Regions from separate parts of the Homo sapiens genome. Here region 2 is linked to region 1. The links are chromatin loops, found by intact Hi-C in ENCODE. Cell type or tissue: A673. All regions are shown on one strand. Links, peaks and the distances in the headings refer to the core of each region. The heading gives the core; the rest is flanking DNA. Region 1 has its middle 91 kb from the start of DAPK1. Region 2 overlaps DAPK1 (death associated protein kinase 1).

The links. A loop is a pair of places that touch in the nucleus more often than their neighbours do. Peaks named below come from ENCODE experiments on the same cell type or tissue, not always from the same donor. Only the 100,000 strongest peaks of a DNase experiment are listed, where the experiment ranks them.
Region 2: a loop joins it to region 1, with 3 times the contacts of the local background. A loop is called at or near these places in 4 of 110 quality-filtered maps.

The regions. Positions count from the first base shown.
Region 1 is chr9:87,405,034-87,407,956 of GRCh38, forward strand. It overlaps the pseudogene LOC112268032. Among named protein-coding and RNA genes, the nearest start is that of DAPK1, 91 kb to the right of the region's middle. RefSeq lists an enhancer at 474-1,024. In A673, for the core only: no CTCF peak of the experiment used is centred there; DNase peaks (open chromatin) are centred at 858 and 1,358; H3K4me3 peaks cover 967 bases; H3K27ac peaks cover 2,500 bases.
Region 2 is chr9:87,499,159-87,502,081 of GRCh38, forward strand. The region is part of intron 2 of DAPK1 (death associated protein kinase 1); the gene reads left to right. Among named protein-coding and RNA genes, the nearest start is that of DAPK1, 2.8 kb to the left of the region's middle. In A673, for the core only: a CTCF peak has its summit at 1,538; a DNase peak (open chromatin) is centred at 1,543; H3K4me3 peaks cover 2,500 bases; H3K27ac peaks cover 2,049 bases.

The DNA of each region.
Region 1 (2,923 bases), core at 128-2,627:
AGTGGCTCCCCATTTCCTGCACCATAAGGTGCAGTCTCCTTAGCATGGCCCATAAAAACTTGAAAAGCATACAAGCCCATCTTTCTGGTCACTTTACATCCTGGCCACTTACGAACCTGTGAGCTACCCACAACTTATTAGTGCCTGTATCCTTAGCACCCTGTCACTCTTGTGCCTCTGTGCCTTGGTTCATGCTGTTCTTTTAAATTGTGGTGCTCTTCCCCAGCTCCCAGGTCAGATAGATATCTCTTATCTGACACATTCACTGATATCACCGCCACTATTCCTCCTCCATGGGGGAAAGTAACTCTCTCAATCAGAGTGCGCATACTTCTATTCTGGCATATGCACACTCACATTCTACAATAGTGTTTTTATATTTCTATCCCTCACTAGACTGTAGTCTCTTCAGTGGCAGGGGTCACTCTAGGTACCTTAGAATTTGCGGCACATACGCAGCACAGAGCCCAGCATGAGGAGGTGCTAAATGTGTGGCTGAATATTTGAATTAGTAAAGGAAAGAATCTCAGACTTATATCCCACTCAGGGTGCTTTCACTACATCTTGATCACTTCAAGACAGAAAAAAACAACAAAAGCAAACAAGCAAAAAAAAAAAAAGAAAAAAAGCAAGAAAAAAGCTAGCAAAAGCAATCAGAGAGGGAATCCTATATACACCCCACCTTCTTCCTAAACCCCTGTGGCTAGGAAACAATTGCCACACTGGGAACCAGTGGTGTTGAAATCAGCAATAGTGGAAGAATTTACATTATGGAAATTAGCAAATCGTGCAAATAATATTCGGGGGAAGGGAGATTTGTTGTTGTTTCCATTTAAAATTGTACAATTCAGTGGTTTCCTAATATATTCATTAGGTTATGCAACTACCACCATCAAATTTCAGAACATTTTCATCACACCAAAAAGAAACACAGTCATTAGCAGTCACTCCTCATAACTCCCCACCCCAGCCCCTGGCAGTGTTTCTTGTTTTTTGAGAGCTGGTTGTTAAACATTTACAGCACACCACTGCTGGGAATGCAGCTATTTCTATAATAACAGTTACTTTTCTCTTCCTCACTTAATGTTTTGATTCTTCAAGAATCTTGAGGCCTCCTAAACCTCAAAGGTTTGTAACACAAAGATGATTTATCTTTAAAAGAAGTTATTTCAACTCTCACTTAATTCAATTTATCTGTCACAGAATGAGATGAAAAATTGTTATGCATAGAGAGGAAAATCAGAAACTAATAAATCTTTAAAAAGGCTAGATCACTTTCTGCTGGATTAGTATGTGGGATTTACTTTTGCATGAGACAATGGGCTCTTGTCTATTTTTAGCGTAGATAATGCATTTCCTAGGACCCACAGGAGGCCTTGGCTTCTCCTATTACTGAACACACATGCAGAGACCAGAGATTTTGTGAAAGAGAAAAAGAAAAAAGACAAGGGGAAAGGATTGGTGGTTTGCTCTTTTGATCACTAATGCAACTCCATCAGGAAAGATGAAATATAATGCCCAAGAATTTCCTAAAAGAAATTCACTAGAAATGCACAAAAATACACTTGTTTCAAAAGATGTACATACATCCCCATATGCATGTGAAGGCACTTGCACCATGAAGTCATTTGTTAATCTCCTAATGACCCAATGACCCTAGAACAGTTCCCTAGATGTGGGCTCCCAGACACCAGATGCACATTACTCATCTAATTAATGCTGCTGATGAACTTGTTTCAAAATCTTTTATATTTGTAAGCAGGAAAGGTTGGGCTGTCCTCTAAGATAGCATAAACCAAAAATAAAATTCTGAGCCCTGTAACCGTCTGAATGGACCCTTCCTTTTGGCCAAGAGCATTCCAAAGTCAACCTGAAAAACTAGTTCTGTTCATGATGGGAAGAGGGGGTGGGACATGCCTTATTACCATTAACGTCAACACAGACCTTGAGACTGATAGAACAGACTCTAAGTCTGGTAAATATTTACAAGCTATCCTCTCTGAAGCCTGCTACCCTGAAGCTTCATCTGCATGGTAAAACCTTGGTCTTCATAATCCCTTACCTTAACCTAAACATTCTTTTCTATTGATTCCGGGTCTGTAGATAATAACCAATCGCCAATCAGAAAATCTTCGAATGCATCTATGACCTGGAAGCCCCTGACTTCCAGTTGTCCCACCTTTCCTGACCAAGCCAATGTACATCTTACATGTATTGATTGATGTCTTATGTCTCTCTAAAACATATAAAAAACATATAAATGCAAGATGCAGCCTGACCACCTTGGGCACATGTGTCATCAGGACCTCCTGAGGCTGTGTCATAGGCATGTCCTTAACCTTGGCAAAATAAACTTTTAAATTGATCAAGACTTATCAAGACTTATCTTTTGGTTTATGATCAAGACTTTTTGGTTTATGTAGGGACTCCATCTTTTTTTTTTTTTTTTTTTTTTTGAGACGCAGTCTTGCTCTGTTGCCCAGGCTGGAGTGCAGTGGTGTGATTTCGGCTCCCTGCAAGCTCTGCCTCCTGGGTTCACCTCATTCTCCTGCCTCAGCCTCCGGAGTAGCTGGGACTACAGGTGCTCACTACCACGCCTGGCTAATTTTTTTGTATTTTTAGTAGAGCCGGGGTTTCACCATGTTAGCCAGGATGATCTCGATCTCCTGATCTCGTGATCCGCCCGCCTCGGCCTCCCACAGTGCTGGGATTACAGGCGTGAGCCACCGTGCCTGGCCTGTAGGGACTCTATCTTGTTACTCAAATTGTAGTTTGCTGTCCAGCACCATCAGCATTACCTGAGAGCCTGTCAGAAACACAGAGCCTGAGGCCAGGTGCTGTGGCTCATACCTGTAGTCCCAATGCTTTAAGAGGCTAAGGTGGGAAGACTGCTTGAGGACAGAAGTTCAAGACCAGCCTGGGC
Region 2 (2,923 bases), core at 182-2,681, 94 kb after region 1:
CGTACCCTCCTGGATTGTGGAAATGCATAACGATGGGGCCATTGGGTGGTAAACAAATGCAGTTTGAATCAGGCGTCTCCCTCGCCCTTTCTGGAGATGCGCAAATCATAGAGAAAAGAGTTACTAACCCAGCGGTAAACCGCCTGATCCAAGGGCCTGGGGGTGGAGGAGAGGCAGCAGTTCAGGGCTAGATTATGATGCACAGTATATTGATCCAGTCCCCTGGACAAAATCAGATTTAATTGTCCGTGCTAACTCTTGTCAGCCCTTGCCCTTCTGTGACAACAGGACAAACACTAAGATTATAATTGCAATTGGAGTTAGCTTTTATGTGTGATTTAAACGGAGGGTACAAACTAATTAATAGGTTTTAAAAATCTTAGTACTTTACCCTCTATCTAAATTTTCAGTGTAATTTGAGCAAGTATTGGTAGGTGGTAAATGGAGACTTGCCAGATGTTGACATTGGGCTTGGATTTTGAAACTTCTTCCAACCAGGAATTTAATTACCTGGTTGGTGTTGGTGGTTGCTTTGGTTTCATTTACAATGTTAAATTTTTAACAAATCAATGAGAGTCTAATATGGCTATCTGGATTCAGAGCATACCTCCATTGCTGTAGCAGCTGTGATTCTCAGTGTAAAATCTTTCAGTTTCTAGGTAAACAAAGAATAGTTTCTTTCGGGGCATCTAAGGGCTGATTGCTGTTTCCTTTGACTGTGTATTAGACAGAGTGTTTTGGGCTCTGGTCAACTTTAGTAGAAAACCTAGTTTTCATACATACATTTAAAACTGAATTTATGGAATTTGACTGTGGTGTATTTACATTGTGAGTGGAGTAGGCAAAAGGATCTTTAAACAAACAAAATATGTATTTACTTATATGTGCATTGAAATATGTATTTTCCCATATACATCTGATGTCCTGATACAAAGCTTCCTTTTTCTCCATGAAAAGGAAATTAAAAAACACCCACATCCTGGATTGCCTAATGAGAATTATGGAAACTAAGCTTAACTAAATTTTTTTAAAAATTCAAATGATAGTGTAGAATTTTTTTAAAAGTTACTGTAACAGAGTATTTCTCTAAATATTTAGTATCGACTGAAAACATAGATGGGGGCCTGTGCTTAGGAAGAGCTCTCTGTATATTGATGATCTGGTGAGTAAATAAGGAAAGCTCTTCAAACATCACATTTCATGGATATGTTTAAGATTAAAGTTTAAGAGTGTGTGGGTGAAATATTTGGTTTAACTGGAATTAAATAACTTTACTGTGGTTTTCAGCAAGATGAGTGGTATTTGGAGTTTTCCTTTGGGACTGGAAGAAAAAAGCAAAAAAATAAATTTTAATTTGATTTGCATAGTGTGGCCTGATCGTTTAAGTGTTGTTAGAAAGAGAGATGACTAAAATTAGTTGAGATTATTATATTATGGATTAAGTATATTGACCTTATTTTCATTATGATTTTTTGGTACCATTATGTGTTATGAGAAAGAAATAGAAAAAGAGGCCTCCCTGTGGTTGGCGAAGGGAGTTTTTGATCTTTATTTCGTGGGCGTGATGATGAGGGGAGGGAGGTGGCTTACTTATTTGTCACTAGCACTTTGATTTGCTCAGTGTACATTTTTGTGTATAACGTTCTCCCCACTGTGCAAGGCAAATTGACAAATTGTTTATTAAATAATTTGTGTGACCTAGGAATTTTAAAGAAATGCTCTGAAAAACTGGAAGTCTGAAGTTTTTAAAAATGAAATGTACAGACTCATCTATCTTGTATAACTGCTATTGTTTTTGCCAAAAAATGAGTGAATGATTGTTTTTTGGAAAATTTTTCAAGTCCTGATTTTATGTCTGCCTTGGATGTAGCCACTTCCTGAAAACAAGTCCTAATGTAAAATGGACATGTAGGAAGATGCTGCTTATATGACATCACGTGTCACTGAGGGAAGATTGGGAGTGGAGGCAGGAGTTTGGTGGCAGGAAAATGGAAATGGGCAGATATGTGGCACAAATGCAAGGTCATTCTAAGCAGTGAATTACTAGTAGACCAGTATCTAAGATTTAAGACTTTACTTGGCCAGGCGAGGTGGCTCACACCTGTAATCCCAGCACTTTTGGGAGGCTGAGGTAGGCAAATCACGAGGTCAGGAGTTCAAGACCAGCCTGGCTAACATAGTGAAACCCTGTCTCTACTAAAAATACAAAAAAAATTATCTAAGATTTAAGACTTTAATTGGCCAGGCGCAGTGGCGCGCGCCTGTAGTCCCAGCTATTTGGGAGGCTGAGGCATGAGAATCGCCTGAACCTGGGAGGCGGAGGTTGCAGTGAATGGAGATCGCGCCACTGCCCTCCAGCCTGGGTGATACAGCGAGACTCTGTCTCAAAAAAAAAAGAAAGAAAAAAAAGACTTTACTTATATATCTTTAGCAGTCATCTAAATAATAACGATTCACTTACCTTATAAATGTAGTGAGACAAAGTACATAGCCAGGAGGAAAGATGGGTTTTTGAAGAAGTAGAGTACAAGTATTATTGTTAATGTTATTTTACTTTTAGGAAAATTGAAAATGTTCGTATTTGTGTGTACTGCCTAAGACTTCTGTAAAAGCTCTCTGTCAACGGTCAGGAACTTTATAGAGTATTGCAACTATTGCAGCAGTCCATCTGCAGCAGTAATAGAGCAGATGGGCCACTGGACAGATACCCTGGTCCAAAACCTGGCTCTGCAACTTGCCAGTTTTCTTGAACAGGCCATTTACCCACTCTGACACTCAGGATTTTCCTCTATGAGAGGTTTAGTGCTTTTTTCATTGCTGTTGTAAAAATAATCTAACTTGTAAAAGTAGTTGATCAGCAGTAGAGAGTTAAACAAATATAGATATTATCTGTAGACTGGCTGAGACATCTGGGTGCCCCAGG